2 separate regions of the Homo sapiens genome follow, and region 2 is linked to region 1. A link is an interaction called in ENCODE POLR2A ChIA-PET data of the cell type or tissue named here. Cell type or tissue: Panc1. All regions are shown on one strand.

Region 1 (8,000 bases):
TCGTGCCACTGTACTCCAGCTTGGGTGACAAAGCAAGACTGTGTCTCAAAAAAAAAAAAAAGGAACATTCTGAGAACAAAAAATATCTCATATCATTTGGATAGCACAAATTAAAAGCTTAGTGGAAGGGTTAGAAGATAAGGATAAAGATGAGGAAATAACTGAGATGGCAGAGCAAAAGGACAAAGCATAGGAGATTAAAGACATGAAAGTTACAGAATTATTCTGGGAGGATCTAACACCCAAGTATGAGGAGTCTCAGAAAGAATATAGAAAATAAAAGGGAGAGGGATCATCAACCAAGTTACTAAAGTAAATTTCTTTAGTTTTTAAAATTTTATTTTATGTGTATTTTTGTTGTTGTTGTTGTTGAGACAGAGTCTTGCTCTGTCTCCCAGGCTAATTTTTACACAAAAATTATCACAACCCCCGGATAATTTTTGTGTTTTTAGTAGAGATGGGGTTTCACCATGTTGGTCGGGCTGGTCTCGAACTCCTGACCTCAAGTGATCCACCTGCCTCCGCCTCCGCCTCCCAAAGTGCTGGAATTACATACGTGAGCCACTGTGCCTGGCCGACTTCTTTAAATTAAATGTGGGACTGGGCCCAGTGGCTCATGCCTGTAATCCCAGCCCTCTGTGAGGCCGAGGAGGGAGGATTGCTTGAGCCCAGGAGTTGGAGACCACAGTGGGTAACATAGTGAGACCCATCTCTACAAAAAATATTTAAAAATTAGCCAGCCATGGTGGCAGGTGCCTGGGGTCCCAGCTACTTGGGAGGCTGAGATGGGAAGTTCACTTGAGCCTAGGAGGTCAAGGCTGCAGTGAGCCTGATCGTGCCACTGCACTCCAGCCTGGGCAACAGAGCAAGACAGTGTCTCAAAACAAAACAAAACAAAAAGATATGAGTTTCCAGATTGAAAATGTGTAACAAGTATCTAACAAAATGGATGAAGATATTTGCCCACTAAAACACATTAATGAACCTTTTTTTTTTTTTTTTGAGACGGAGTCTCACTCTGTTGCCCAGGCTGGAGTGCAGTGGGATGATCTTGGCTCACTGCAAACTCTGCCTCCTGGGTTCAAGTGATCCTCCCACCTCAGCCTCCCAAGTAGTTGAGATTACAGGCTTGAGCCACTGCACCCGGCCTAATGTACTATTTTAAAAAAATACACTAACGTAAAATTTCAGATCACTGGGAACAAATGAAAAGTCATACAAGATTTCAACAGGAAAAAACAGGTTATAAACAAAGCACAAAGAATCAGAATGACATCAGACTTTTCAAATGGCCCTCCTGAAACCAAACCACAGTGGAGCAAATGCCTTCAAAATCCCAAGGAAAAAATATTTCAAAATATAGAATTCTATATCCAACCACATTATCAATCAGTTGTGAGAACAGAATAAAGACGTTTTCAGAAATGAACACAGAAAAAGTTCAGCTCCTGTGCATGCTTTCTAGAGAATTTACTAGAGGACAAGCTCCACCAAAACAAGGGAATAAACCAAGAAAGAGGGGAAAGTGGGAAACAAAGGCAGAAGAGAGACAGTGAGAACTCCCAAGATGGTGGTGAAGGGAGATCTCAGCAGGCCTAGAAAGCTGCCAGAGAGATTGAAACAAACCAGAAGGATCTGCAAAAAAATGTTTCCAAGAAGATGCAACTGAAAGATTAACTGATGTGCTTGGATGTACCAAGCAGCAGTTTGTGCTGCTGAATAAGGGTTTGGGATGAAGTGAGATAGAAAACTAAGAAGTCGGCCGGGCGCGGTGGCTCACGCCTGTAATCCGAGCATTTTGGGAGGCCAAGGCAGGCGGATCACGAGGTCAGGAGATCCAGACCATCCTGGCTAACACGGTGAAACCCCGTCTCTACTAAAAATACAACAAAAAAATTAGCCAGGCGTGGTGGCGGGCACCTGTAGTCCCAGCTACTCGGGAGGCTGAGGCAGGAGAATGGCGGGAACCCGGGAGGCGGAGCTTGCAGTGAGCCAAGATGGCGCCACTGTACTCCAGCCTGGGTGACAGAGTGAGGCTCTGTCTCAAAAAAAAAAGAAAAAAGAAAACCAAGAAGTCAAATAAATAAAAATAAGGCAATATTATTACAAGGAAAACAAAAGACTGTGGAAGAAAAAAAATAACTGCAGTGTTTTACTTAGCACAGGAGATGAAGAGGATTTATACAATCACAATATTGTAAACTTTCAATATTGAGCTAGCCCAAATTATGACTGAAGTATGTTGGAAGAATGATGAAACAGTAAGTAGGGTGAGGGTAGAGGGAGTAGTGGTGCTGGTGAAAGTCAGACAGTTTATTTATTTATTTATTTATTTATTTATTTTGAGACGGGGTTTCACTCTTGTTGCCCAGGCTGGAGTGCAATGGCACAATCTCGGCTCACCACAACCTCCACCTCCCGGGTTCAAGCGATTCTCCTGCCTCAGCCTCCTGAGTAGCTGGGATTATAGGCATGCACCACCATGCCTGGCCAATTTTTGTATTTTTAGTAGAGATGGGGTTTCTCCATGTTATTCAGGCTGGTCTCGAACTCCCGACCTCAGGTGATCTGCCCACCTCAGCCTCCAAAAGTGCTGGGATTACAGGCGTGAGCCACCACGCCTGGCACATTTTTTTTCTTTTGTGGAAAGTTGATACACAATGCTTAAGACTAAACACACACACACACACGCACACACACAGTTATTTAGTGATACAGAGGTAAATTTTAAAAGCAACAGCTACAAGAGTTCAAAGAGTTTGCATCTAAGAGCAAAAAAGCTGAGGAATTCAGGGATGGGGGACAGGAGGCTGTAGTTTCTCATAATAAACATTATGGACCTACTTGATGCTTTAAACTGCATACACGTATACAAATGAAAATTGAAAAGCAGTTGAGAAAGATTTAAATTTGGATAAGTTTCCCATATAATCATATGTGCCATCTTGAATCCTCTCAGCTCCATCAGTTTATGAGGGTCTTGGCCACTTGTTCTGTCCCAACCAGTTCCGCATGGGCACAGCTCCGTGCAGGCACAACCCGACAGTATTCTCACCTCCGGCCCCCACGGGCTGTTCCATGCTTGCTTGTGTTCCAAATGCTATGGGATCCACTCAATGTCCATGCATGTGCCAGATGGTTCCCCAAGATCAAGAAATCAATCGTGATTAACATCAAGCAGTGGCCAGATCAATCACGTACTTTCATATGAGTTCTCCCTTTTTTCCTATTTCCCCCTCTTCTAGCTTTCCTGTGCTTGCGCTCCCTAACACATTACTAGCCCTTCACTTTTACTTCAATTCTCAAGCCCTAGACAGTGGCCCTAGAAAGCAACCTTTGGTTTGAGATTTGGTGTTGGATTGTTCAGATCATACTTAATAGTGAAAGACTGAATGCTTTCTCCCTTAAAATCAGGAACAAGGCAAGGATGTTTTCTGTCACTACTGCTAGTCAACACCAGAAAGGAATTCCTAGCCAATGCAGTAAGGCAAGGAGAAAAGACATACAGCCAAGAAAGAAGAAAGAAAGAAAGAGAGAGAGAGAGAGAAGAAGAAAAAAAGAAAGAAAGAGAAAGAAAGAAAGAAAGAGAGAGAGAGAAAGAAATCTGCCTGTCTTCACACACAAGATTGTATATGTTGGCTGGATGAGGTGGCTCACGCCTGTAATCTCAACACTTTGGGCGGCTGAGGAGGGCAGATCACTTGAGGTCAGGAGTTCAAGACCAGACTGGCCAACATGGTAAAACCCCATCTCTACTAAAAATACAAAAATTAGTCAGGCGTGGTGACACATGCCTGTAGTCCCAGCTACTTGGGAGGCTGACACACGAGAATCACTTGAACCTGGAAGGCAGAGGTTGCAGTGAACCAGCAGCACGCCACTGCACTCCAACCTGGGTGATATAGTGAGACTCTATCTCAAAAAAAAAAAGAAAAAAGACTTTATATGTTTAAAAATCCCATAGAACTAAAAAGTTTAGCAAGGTCACAGGATGTAAATCAATATACAAAGATAAAAAATAAATAGTATATTCCTATACACTCCCAATGAATGACTAGAAATGAAAACTAAGAGATAGTGCTGAAAAAATAAATATTTGAGTATAAATCTGTATGCTGAAGGCTACAGAACATTAATGAAATAATACCTAAATAAATGGAGACATATACCATGTTCATGGATTAGAAGACTCAATATTGTGAAGCTGTCAACTGTGGTCAAGCTGATCTACAGATTCAATCCAATCCCAAAGAAAATCTAAGGATAATTGTTAGTAGAAGTCAACAAGCTAATTCTAAAATTTATATGAAAAAGAAAAGGAAATGGAATAACAAAAAGAGTTTTTAAAAAGAACAAAGTTAGGAGAGTGACATCATCTGATTTCAAGACTTAGTATTAATATAAAGCTACAGTAAGCAGACAGTGTGGGAATGGTAAAGGGACAGACATACAGGTCAGTGGAGCAGAGAATTCATAAATGGAACCACACAAATGTGGCCAAGTGATTTTTATTTATTTATTTTGGAGACAGAGTCTCACTCTGTCACTCAGGTAGGAGTGCAGTGGTGTGATCTCAGCTCACTGCAACCTCCAAGGTTCAAGCACTTCTCGTTCCTCAGCCTCCCAAGTAGCTGGGACTACAGGCAGGCACACACCACCATGCCTGGCTAATTTTTTTATTTTTTTTTTAAAGATGGGTTTTTGCCATATTGGCCAGGCTGGTCTCGATTCCTGACCTCAGGTGATCCACCTGCCTCGGCCTCCCAAAGTGCTGGGATTACAGGCGTGAGCCACCACGCCCGACCTGTATTTTTTTTTTTTTTAAGATGGGTTTTTGCCATATTGGCCAGGCTGGTCTTGACTCCTGACCTCAGGTGATCTGCCCGCATCAGCCTCCCAAAGTGTTGGGATTACAGGCATGAGACACTGCATCCGGCCAGCCAAGTGACTTTTGAGAAAGATGCGAAGGCAATCTAATTGAGAAAGGATAACTTTTTTTTTTTTTTTCCAGAAATGGGGTTGGAAAAACTGGATGGCCACATGTGGGAAAAAAAAAAAGAATGTCAACCCTTATCTCACATGTTATACAAAAATTAACTCAAAATTTATCATACACTTCAATATAAAATGTAAAACAATAGAGCTTTTAGAAAAAAACATTGGGGAATTGTAACCTTGGGATAAGCAAAGTGTTCTTAGATATGACACCAATGCATGATCCATAAAAGAAATAATAAACTAGATTTCCTTCAAAATTTAAACATTTACTTGTATTAATTTTGTTAAGAGAATGAAAAAATAAGGCCAGGCACGGTGGCTCACGCCTATAATCCTAGCACTTTGGGAAGCCGAGGCAGGCAGATCACCTGAGGTCAGGAATTTGAGACCAGCCTGGCCAACATGGTGAAACCCCGTCTCTACTAAAAATACAAAAGTTAGCCAGGCGTGGTGGCATATGTCTGTAATTCCAGCTACTTGGGAGGCTGAGGCAGGAGAATCGCTTGAACCCGGGAGGCGGAGGTGGCAGTGAGCCAAGATCGTGCCACTGCACTCCAGTCTGGGTGACAGAGTGAGAATCTGTCTAAAAAAAAAAAAAAGAATGGAAAAATAAGCCACAGTTTGGGAAAAAATATTTGCAAACCAAATATCCAACAAAAGATTTATATCCAGATTATATAAAGAACTCTAGGAGCTTAACAATAAAAAGACAAACAGGCCAGGCACAGTGGCTCACGCCTATAATTCTAGCACTTTAGGGAGCCAAGGTTCATGGGTCGCTTGAGCCAGGTATTTGAGACCAGCCTGGGCAACATGGTGAAACCCCACTTGTACAAAGAATACAAAAATTAGCCAGGTGTGGTGGTGCACACCTGTGGTCTCAGCTACTTGGGAGGCTGAGGTGGGAGGATCACTTAAGCCTGGGAGGTCAAAGCTGTACTACTGAGCCATGATCACAGCACTGCACTCCAGCCTGGGTGACAGAGCAAGACCCTGTCTCCAAAAAAAAAAAAAAGACAAACAATATGGTTTTTTTTTTTTGACACAGTTTCATTCTTGTGGGTCAGGCTGGAGTGCAATGGCACAATCTTGGCTCACTGCAACCTCCACCTCCTGGATTCAAGCAATTCTCCTGCCTCAGCCTCCCAAGTAGCTGGGATTACAGGCGTGAGCCATCACGCTTGGCTAATTTTTGTATTATTAGTAGAGACGGGGTTTCACCATGTTGGCCAGGCTGGTCTCAAACTCCTGACCTCAAGCAATCCACCCACCTTGGCTTCCCAAAGTGCTGGAATTACAGGCCTGAGCCGCCGCACCGGGCCACAATACAATTTTTTAAATGGGCAAACGATTTGAACAGATACTTATCAAAGAAGATATATGAATGGTAAATTAATGAATGAAAAGATACTCAATGTCATTCCCTAGTCACTAGGAAAATTTATATGAAAACCACATTGGGATGCTATTACACTTATTAAAATGGCTAAGTTCTAAAAAACAAACAATATCAAGTGCTATCAATATCATAGCATGACCAAGCCGGATTTATTCCAGGAAGCAAGAGTGATTCAATAATTTTAAGAGTTTAAAAAATCAACCAACATAAGACTGAGCACGGTGGCTCACGCCTGTAAACCCAACACTTTGGGAGGCTGAGGTGGGAAGATCCCTTGAGCCCAGGAGTTCGAGACCAGCCTGGACAACACAGTGAAACACAGGCCAAGGTGGGGGGATCACCTTAGGTCAGGAGTTTGAGACCAGCCTGGCCAACATGGCGAAACTTCATCTCTACCAAAAATACAAAAATTAGCCAGACGTGGTAGTGCATGCCTGTAATCCCAGCTACTCCAGAGGCTGAGGCAGGAGAATAGCTCGAACCCAGGAGGCAGAGATTGCAGTGAGCCGAGATCTCACCATTGTACTCCAGCCTAGGTGACAGAGTGAGACTCTGTCTCAAAAAAACAAACAAACAAACAAACAAAAAACCAGATTAATAAGAGAAGAACATAACAGAGGGCCAGGCGCGGTGGCTCACACCTGTAATCCCAGTACTTTCGGAGGCCGAGGCGGGCAGATCAGAGGTCAGGGGATCGAGACATCCTGGCCAACATGGTGAAACCCTGTCTCTACTAAAAATACAAAAATCAGCTGGGCGTGGTGGTACATGCCTGTAGTCCCAGCTACTTGGGAGGCTGAGGCAGGAGAATGGCTTGAACCAGGGAGTTGGAGGTTGCAGTGAGCAGAGGTCGCACCACTGCATTCCAGCCTGGTGACAGAGTGAGACTCCTTCTCAAAAAAAAAAAAAAAAAAAAAAGCCGGGCGCAGTGGCTAATGCCTGTAATCCCAGCACTTTGGGAGGCCGAGGTGGGTGGATTACCTGAGGTCAGGTGTTCAAAACCAGCCTGGTCAACAGGGCGAAACCCCGTCTCTACTAAAAATACAAAACTTAGCCTGGTGTGGTGGCATGCACCTGTAGAACCAGCTACTCTGGAGGCTGAGGCAGGAGAATCACTTGAACCCGGGATTGTGCCCCACTGCACTCCAGCCTGGGCAACAGAGCGAGATTCCATTAAAAAAAAAAAAAGAACATAATAAATATATTTCATAATAGTTTTACTTGATTATGGGAGCTTTCAGAATGAAGACCCAAAGACCCAGGGTGAACTGTGCACTTTTATACTTAGGTTCAATCAAGTATAGACAACTGCATAGAAATATGATTGGACCAAAAGGGTGTGATCTAATAGTAAGAGGCTGAGTATGGAAACCCAGCAAGGCCAGTCTGTTTAGACTTTTCTTGGCCTCTCTGTGCACGTTCCTTCCTTCCAGGTATGCGGCAGGACGTTCCCTGGAATGAGGGTCCCATGACCTACAATCAAACAAGGTAGGTCAGAAAAATGTCTTTCTGGCCAGCTGTTACACAGAAAGGTGAAGGAGGGTTAGGGTCATATTTGTAGGCATTGTGGCTGGCTTCAGGGAAGAGGGTTCTGGTTTCTATG
Region 2 (8,000 bases), 180 kb before region 1:
GAGCCACTGCACCCGGCCTCAGGCAGGTATTTTTACCAGCCGAATACTCTTGCACTGTGCACTCTTCGTGTTCATCATCAGTCCCCCGGATGGGTGTTTAAGGCATTTCCAAAGCTCTGTTATTAAAAACACGATGCAATGAGTTTCTTTCAGCATTTCCCCTTGTTGCCGTGTGAATGCGTCCGTGGTATAACTTCCTAAAAGTGGAATCGCTTGGTCAAAGGGTGGGTGCATTTAGCAACCTGATGGCTTTCCAGGAGACAAGTGCTGCCTCCCGGCCACGAGCTTTTAAGAAGAACTGTTGATGGAACCCGAGCTGGAGTCCCAGGGACCGGGGCGAGTTCTCCATCCCAGGGGATTTTCAGATGGGACACTGGGGAGAAGCTGCCCTGCCCATCTGAACTCTATGATCCCAGTACTAACACTGGTAGCTGTGCCATCCCCAGTATAGAGACAGCACCGTGCTCTTGGGAGGGTGAGTCATTGGCCCCCGGCTGCCCAGCAAACAGCATGTGACCCCCACTTCCCAGCCAGGCCTGGGTCCTCTTGGGTTCCGAGATCCCAGCCCCCTGCTGTGATCCTCAGGGATCCCTTCTTGACTGGCGTCTCCCAGAGGCACTTGTGTTCCCCCAGAGCTTGCTCTCCACAAGTTTCTGAAACTCATTGCTGCTGCTGGAGACTCCATTGGGTCTAGCTCTTGGCTGCTCTGGTTGTGCAATCACCCGTCTGCACGTTTTTCTTTCGTGCAGAGAAAGATCTGCCTCATCTTTCTGCAAGAGCATCTTGGTATTTATACACTTTTTGTCTTGATTTTACAATTTTTGGCTGGGCACGGTGGCTTACGCCTGTAATCCCAACACTTTGGGAGGCTGAGGAGGGTGGATCATGAGGTCAGGAGTTCAAGACCAGCCTGGCCAAGATGGTGAAACCCTGTCTCTACTAAAAATACAAAAATTAGCCTGGCGTGGTGGCGGGCACCTGTAATCCCAGCTACTCGGGAGGCTGAGACAGAGAATTGCTTGAACCCGGGAGGCGGAGGTTGCAGTGAGCTGAGATCACACCACTGTGCTCCAGCCTGGGCAACAGAGTGAGACTCCGGCTCGAGAAAAAAAAATTATTTCTTGGTTGGGCAATGTCACTGTTGTTTCTGAAAAAATACACCCTTATTGTACCATAAACTGATGAGTTGAAGCAACACTGGAAACTACAAGAAAGAAGGTAAAAGTCATCAACACGCTTCACCTGGAGATGACTCTGGTTAATGTCTAGGTGGACGTCCTTCTGCAGAGTGTACACATTTCGCCCCATCCCCTCTAATGACAATGAAAACCTCTCTGTTTCTTGCTGAAGGTGGGGTGTGTAAGTCACTGGAGTGGATCTGAGGGCCTGAAAATCTCCATCCCCTCCCCTCCCACAGCGTAAACAAACAGCCTCCCAGCACCCCTCCCGCACTGCCAGGTTGGAAGCCACCGCTCCAGCTCCAGGGAGCAAGGCTTGGTGCCCACTAAGCAGGTGCTAATGATTCCCCCACTCTCAAAGAAAGTTCCATTCACTCCCCAAGGTTCCACTCCCCTACCTTCCAGACACTCCAGTTTGTGTATTGAGTTCACACAAAGCCAAGTTGGCCTCTGTCTGCTTTGTGGTTCTATCTCTAACCCCCACCCACCATCAGCAACAATCGACTTTTTCTAAGCGCAGAGAGGGCCCCAGCTTGGGCCTGGGTGGTCCCATTTGCCTGTGCCTCTCTGGTGACATAGATGGTTGGTTGACCCCTGGGATGTCAGGGGCTTCCTGGGAGGACCTTCGCCTGCAGGGAAGAAAGAGCCTGGCCTTGCTTCTTAGGGAGGAGGCATGACCCCAGGTGGCAGTGTGGTGGTGGCGGCTCTAGGACCCAACTGGACGCAGGCGTAGACATTTCTGTAAGGACAACGGGCACCTGGAACCCACACAACCTTGCTCTGGGGCCTCTTGGAGGCACAGGGCTCTGGCAAATTGGGACATCATCCACCGGGGAGTGGCAGATGTTGCTGTTATTCCCAGTGAGGGGTGGCAGGGGTGAGTGGTGGAGGGTGTGGCAGTTTCCATGGCAGGGGCAGCTTTGCCCTGCGTGGCACCACGGTGGCCTCCCTTAGTCGTTCCTCAGACCTGTTCCTGAGCATTTGTGAGTCTTCCTGGTGCCCGAAGAAACCCTGGGGGCGGCTTGACATGAAACAAGAGCAGGAAGGGGGCAAGAGCCTGTGACACTGTCAGGGTGACCCTGTGGCTTCTTCAGGGGAGGGTGGGTGGTGCAGAAGCTTGGGTTTTGGAATCACACGGACTGGAGAGTGTCCTAGTTGAGTCTTATGCTGACTGGCTGTGTGACCTTGGGCAAGTCACTTAAGGTCTCTGAGCCCCCGTTTCCTCATCCACCCTAGAGGCACAGTAGTGCCCACGTGGTGGGCTTGGATGAAAGACAGAACTCGATGCCCAGGCCTCCTCACCTGGCAGCGCTGCTTTGCTCTGTCTGCTTGCCCTGGCGGTGGTGGCCTGGGAAGAGCTGAGTTACAGAAGTTGGGGGACTTCAGGAAGCCACAGTTCTCATCCCAGTGGCTCCTAAGTCTTGACAGCAGTGGGGTCCAAGCTATATTTCACACCCGCCTTCCCATTGCAATCTTGTTCTTCTTTCTTCTTGAAATGAATCTGACCCAAGTGATCAATACAGAAGGATGCAGGGGTAGGGGCTGTGAGACCTCACCTGGACCTCTCCATTCCCCACCAGATGCCCCCTAGGGTCTATGGAACAGTTGGAAAAACCCCTGGCCCCAAGAGGTGCTGGCGGCAGATAAACGGGGAGGGGGGGCGGTAAGGGGAGTCGTTTTCCAATGCATTCCTCACTGCTCTGGCTTAGAAGAAAGACGCGTCTCGTCTCGGGTGCTTCTGAGGGTCCTGCAGGGCCTGAGGTTGCTAAGCCAGGCGGCCCACCTTTCCCCCTTCCCATAAGACATGAAGACGCCCCTCCGTGTGGCACAGGGCAGAGCTGGCCAGAGCCCTGCTCAGTGTGTCTGGCCACTTGACCTGGGACAAGCCCTCCTTCTGAGCCTCTGCTGTATGGGGCAACCGTAGGGCCCTGGTTCGGAGCCCGGTGTGGGGAGGATAGGAGGAGCTGTCAGGCCCCATGCACTGCCCCTGGTGCCAGTCAGTACCTGATCAGTGGTGCTTGCCATTCTTTTTTCTTTTTTTTTTTTTGAGACAGGGCCTCCCTCTGTCACCCAGGCTGGTGTGCAGTGGCACAATCTCAGCTCACTCTGTAGCCTCGACCTCCTGGGCTCAAGCGATCCTATGTACAGGGCGTGGCAGTTTGCAGGGGCCAGGATCCTGGTCCTTGGTCAAGGCGAGGGAGGCCTCACCGGGCCCAGTTTGCAGATAAGGAAACTGAGGCTCCTTGAAGGCAGGCCACAGACTGCTAGTGGGTGTGGCCCCTTGACCTGACAGGCTATGACTAGGGAAGGGGCACGCTTTCCCCCGCTCCTCGCCCCAGTTTTAGGAACCCCCGCGGCATCCTTGTATATATATATATGTATATACGTATATTTCTTCCTCAGCTCCTCCTTTGTGTCTGAGGCGCTGTGGGGACTGTCAGAGGGGCCTGGAAACCTCCCAAACTCTGGCAAAGATGCCCAAACAGAGCAAGTTTGGCCCTAGAGAGCAGGGAACCAATCCCGGCCCCATCCCACAGAGGGGGAAACCGAGACTCAGCCAGCTGAGGGGCTAGTCCAGGCCCCCTAGGAAGCCGAGGTGGCCTCAGCCTCCAGGCCAGGGCTTCCTAGGACTGCAGTCCTCTCCTGCCCCTCTTCAGCCCCGCCTTCCCCGCAACCCCAGCATCCCCTGTCCTCTGGAGGAAGATTTCCGTGGTCCCGGTTGGGGGTGCCAAACTGCCAGCGACAACAGCGTTTTTTAAATCCTAGAGTCGCTGACTCGTGTGATTATTCTTATTTAAGGCAGGGAAGGTACTGGGAGTGGGGAGCCGGTCACCTCTGGGTGGGGGGCACCTCCGGGTGAGGGCGGCCCCTCCTGTCTGCCTTGTGCCCAGCTCCAACCTGGGGAGGGGGAGGAGAGGGGAAGCAGGAGGAGGAAAGGGGGGGAGGGGGATGGGAGAGGATGAATTAGGAGGATGGAGAAGGGGGAGGAAAAGGAAGGGGGAAGAGGGGGCAGAAGAGGGCGGAAGAGGAAGGGAAGAGGGGGCTGGGGTAAGGGGAGAAGAGGGTAGGAGGGGAGAAGGGGCAGGAGGAGAGGATTAGGGAGGGAGATGAGAGGGGAAGAGGAGGCTAGGGAGGGCGTGGGGTGGAGGGGGTGAGGAAAGGGCTAGGGGAGGAGGATGGGGAGGAAGATGAGGGGAGCACAGAAAAGAACCCCCCCGCCCCCGCCTTGGTGGCTCCCTAAGCAGATAGGAGATACATAATTTACTACGGAAATGCAAAAAGAATTGGGAAACTCTCAATTTATAAATATTTATTTTTACAAGTTCGCCCCTCCCGGCTCCCCCTTGCTGGCCCTGGTCTTTTCTCTCTGGGGCCCTCGGGGCGCAGGTCCCTCCTCTCCGGCTCCCACTCTGGCCCCTCTTCCCCTCCCCGCCTTCCTTCTGCAGTCCCTTCCCCCTCGGGCGGTCTCTGTCTCCCCCAGGTCCTCTCCTTCCTCTCTCCCGCCTGTGTCTCTCCCCCTAGTGCGTCTCTGTCTCTGTCTCTCTTTGTGGCGGGACGGGGGCGATTTTTGAGTCTCCCCCGCCGTGGGTTTCTGTCTCTCTGGCTGTCTCCCCCATCTCTCCATCTGCGTCCTCCCACTTGCCCCGCGCCCCCCGTCTCTCACACCCGAGGACCCCAGCTCCCGCCAGAGGGTCCGGGGGCGGCAAGAGCCCCCGTAGGCTCCCGGGGGATGGGGGGAGGGGTCGTTTCCCTGGCAACAGCCGGTCGGCGGGGCGGGGCGGGAATTGGGTTGAGCCCCGCCCCTGCCCCGCCCCCTCGCCCTGGCCGCGGGTTGGGGGCGCCTGGGTGAGGCTTCCGAAGCACGTGGACCGGGCCGTGGGGGCGGGAGGGGGCTCCCTGGGAGGCCGGCCCGGAGGAGGGGCGGGCAGGTAATCAGCCAATCAGTTAATCAATCGGCGGGTCAATCCATCAATCACAGGCCCCCAGAGCGGCTGGGGTTGAGCGCTCAGGGTGTGGAAAGAGCTGAGTTCTAATCCCTGCTCGGCCTCTTCCTGGCCGTGTGGCCCCCAAGCCCGGAAGCCCCTGCACAGCGCCGAGCCTCGGGGTCCCCTCTGCGCAGTGGGGCTGTGGCAGCACCTGCCTGCGGGGCTGACAGTCCTTCCTGGTGGCCTGGTAGTCCCTGTCCACCCCTCCACCTCACGGATGGGAAACGGGAGCTGCTGAGAGGGGAAGTGGCCGGTGGGCACAGAAGGGATGGAGCGGGGAGGGGCACCAGCCATTTCACAAGCTCGGCTGCATCTGCTGGCCCAGGCCGTTTTTTTTTTGTGAGCGGGGCCTGCGCTGTCCCCATCCTTGGCAGCACCTAGCTCAGTGCCCGACCTGCACAGGTCCTGGCTTCAGGTGGGAGAACCCGAAATGCCCTTTTGATCGCTCCTCCCGGTCCCTCTCCCCTCCTGGGGTGGGGAACTGAGTCCGGGAGAGGCCAGATGGATGCAGGGTTGCTTGGCTAGACCCGTGCCGGCCCCTCCTCTTAAGCCATCCCTAGGCCTGACACATGAGCTGGGGTGGGGCGGTTGTTTGTTAGTGAAGGAGGAGGCCTCAGGCAGCGTCTGCAGGGTCAGCAGCTGGAAGGGTCTCTAGATGCTTCCTGCAACTCAAAGCCAGTTGTTTGTAACCAACACGCAGGTCTGCTCAGCCTTCTAACCAGCACCTCTCCCAGCCCTGTCCCTCCCTCCCTCCCAAGCGGGCTGGGGGCTGGAGTGGAGGCTGATGAAGGGGCTGGTGGGAGGGCCCTCTCCAGGAGGGACTGGGGAGTCACAGGGAAGGTGGCTATTTATAATTTCAGCAGCCCCTTTAAGCCCGGGCTCCAGGCCTGCTGCCAGGCCGGTTCTGTTTGAAGCTCCCAGCTCTAATCCTGCTGCAGTCCTGCTCTCAAATCCAGATCCTTTGGCTGCCTCCCATGCAGGGAACAAGCCCGGCCTGCGGAGCTCTCCCAAGGCTGGGGACAGCTGCAGGGCTACTCCCTCACTGTCCCCAGCCTCCTATGCTGGGCAAGCACATCACACACACACACACACACACACACACACACACACACACACACACACATTTCCCTGTGCTACAAACAACAAATTCATCCTTTTTTATTTTTTTGTAGAGACAGGGGTCTCACTATGTTGCCCAGGCTGGTCTCAAACTCCTGGCCTCAAGCCATCCTACTGCCTTGGCCTCCCAGAGTGCTGGGATTGCAGGCATGAGCCAATGTGCCCGGCCTACAAACGTGCTTTTCATAGACTGGCATTTCATGTCTGTGGCCTGTGGGCCCCAATCCCAAGGCCTGCCCTGCCCTCTGCGGGAAGGATGTTTTCAGAACTTTGTGGCCCTCCCCAAAGGTTCTAGGTTCTATGCCCCACCTCCTTAGAGCCCCAGGGCCCCCAAGTGTGTTCAGAACCCGAACCAGCCTAGGAACTGACAGGAAGAAAGAGTGGAAGTTGTGGTGGGGAGGGGTTGTCGGGTCTTGAAGGAGGGGAGTTGGTTCAGATGCCCAGGGCAGCCCTGTCCCGTCGGGTCCGCCCAGCGGCCTCTGCCCATTCCCATGCTGGGCTCTGTGCCCGGGCTCTCCGTGTCTTACCTGCCCCTGGTGGACGTGTTCTTACTCCCATTTTACAGATGGGGAAGGTGAGGCTGGGAGTATAGGTAACACACCCAAGGTCCCCCAGCTAGTGAGAAGAAGGGTGGGGTTTGAGCCAAACTCTCTGGGGCTCTATGGGTCAGGCTGTCCCCCACTTCTGCACTGGCAGTGTGGGTACTTGGCAACATCCTGCCAGCTTTTCCCTGCTGCTGGTCTGGGGCTTCCACAAGGCCTTCTGGGTGGCAGGGTGGCTTGCGTCTCTGTGTGGCACACTATGGTGTCCAGTCCACATCCCTGGCTGACCGCATGTACTGGGGAGAAAGGAAAGAATAGAGACGCAGGGGAGGCCCCTCGGTCCAGCTGCACTGTTGGTAACGAGGGTCTCAGAGCAGACCCAGAGATCAGGCTGTGGAGCATCTCAGGCAGCTCTAGGGGAAGGGAAGGCATAGAAAAGACTAGAGGGGTCAGTGAGGACCAGGCCCCGAGACTCAGGGAGCCCCATGTCAGACCAGGCACCAGGAAGGGAGTTGAGGCCAGGGATTCTGCTCCAGAACTAGCTGTGTGACCTTAGGTAAGGCCCTTTACCTCTCTGGGCCTCAGTAAAAATAAAGAGGCTGGCCAGGTAAGTGGCTCATGCCTGTAATCTCAGCACTTTGGGAGGCCAAGGCGGGTAGACCACCTGAGGTCGGGAGTTCGAGACCAGCCTGACCAACATGGAGAAAACCCGTCTTTACTAAAAATACAAAAATTAGCCGGGCATGTGGTGGGCACCTGTAATCCCAGCTACTCAGGAGAATCGCTTGAACATGGGAGGCAGGGGTTGTGGTGAGACGAGATCGTGCCATTGCACTCCAGTCTGGGCAACAAGAGTGAAACTCCGTCTCAAAATAAATACATAAATACAGTGGCTCAGTTCTTTAATTTCTGAGAAGGCTTCCAAGTGGAACAGTTCAGAATTCTCTGAATGTTTTATTTTCCACCGAACTTCTCTTGAGCACCAGCAATGTCACAAATGCTGTGCTTAGGTGCAGCGAGCGGGAAGCTACAGGAGACCCCCCCACTCTCGGGGGGATGCGCACTGGGTCCTGGGGGAGCTGAAGTGCAAACGACCCACTGCCTGCACCAGGCCATGTGCTGCTGGAGGCATAGAGCAGCTAATATTGGCTGCCATCTACTCCGCACCTGCTGTA

What was found. Peaks named below come from ENCODE experiments on the same cell type or tissue, not always from the same donor. Only the 100,000 strongest peaks of a DNase experiment are listed, where the experiment ranks them.
Region 2: POLR2A ChIA-PET joins it to region 1 with 13 read pairs; 2 of 35 experiments call an interaction of 5 or more read pairs at or near these places.

Annotation. Positions count from the first base shown.
Region 1 is chr9:129,528,381-129,536,380 of GRCh38, forward strand. No RefSeq gene overlaps it. Among named protein-coding and RNA genes, the nearest start is that of LINC00963, 44 kb to the left of the region's middle. In Panc1, no CTCF peak of the experiment used is centred here; no DNase peak of the experiment used is centred here.
Region 2 is chr9:129,347,323-129,355,322 of GRCh38, forward strand. LINC01503 (long intergenic non-protein coding RNA 1503) reads left to right here. Exons shown (of 4, transcript NR_120686.1): 4 at 1-155. Among named protein-coding and RNA genes, the nearest start is that of LINC01503, 14 kb to the left of the region's middle. RefSeq lists enhancers at 4,978-5,779, 5,780-6,579. In Panc1, no CTCF peak of the experiment used is centred here; no DNase peak of the experiment used is centred here; H3K4me3 peaks cover 888 bases; H3K27ac peaks cover 4,872 bases.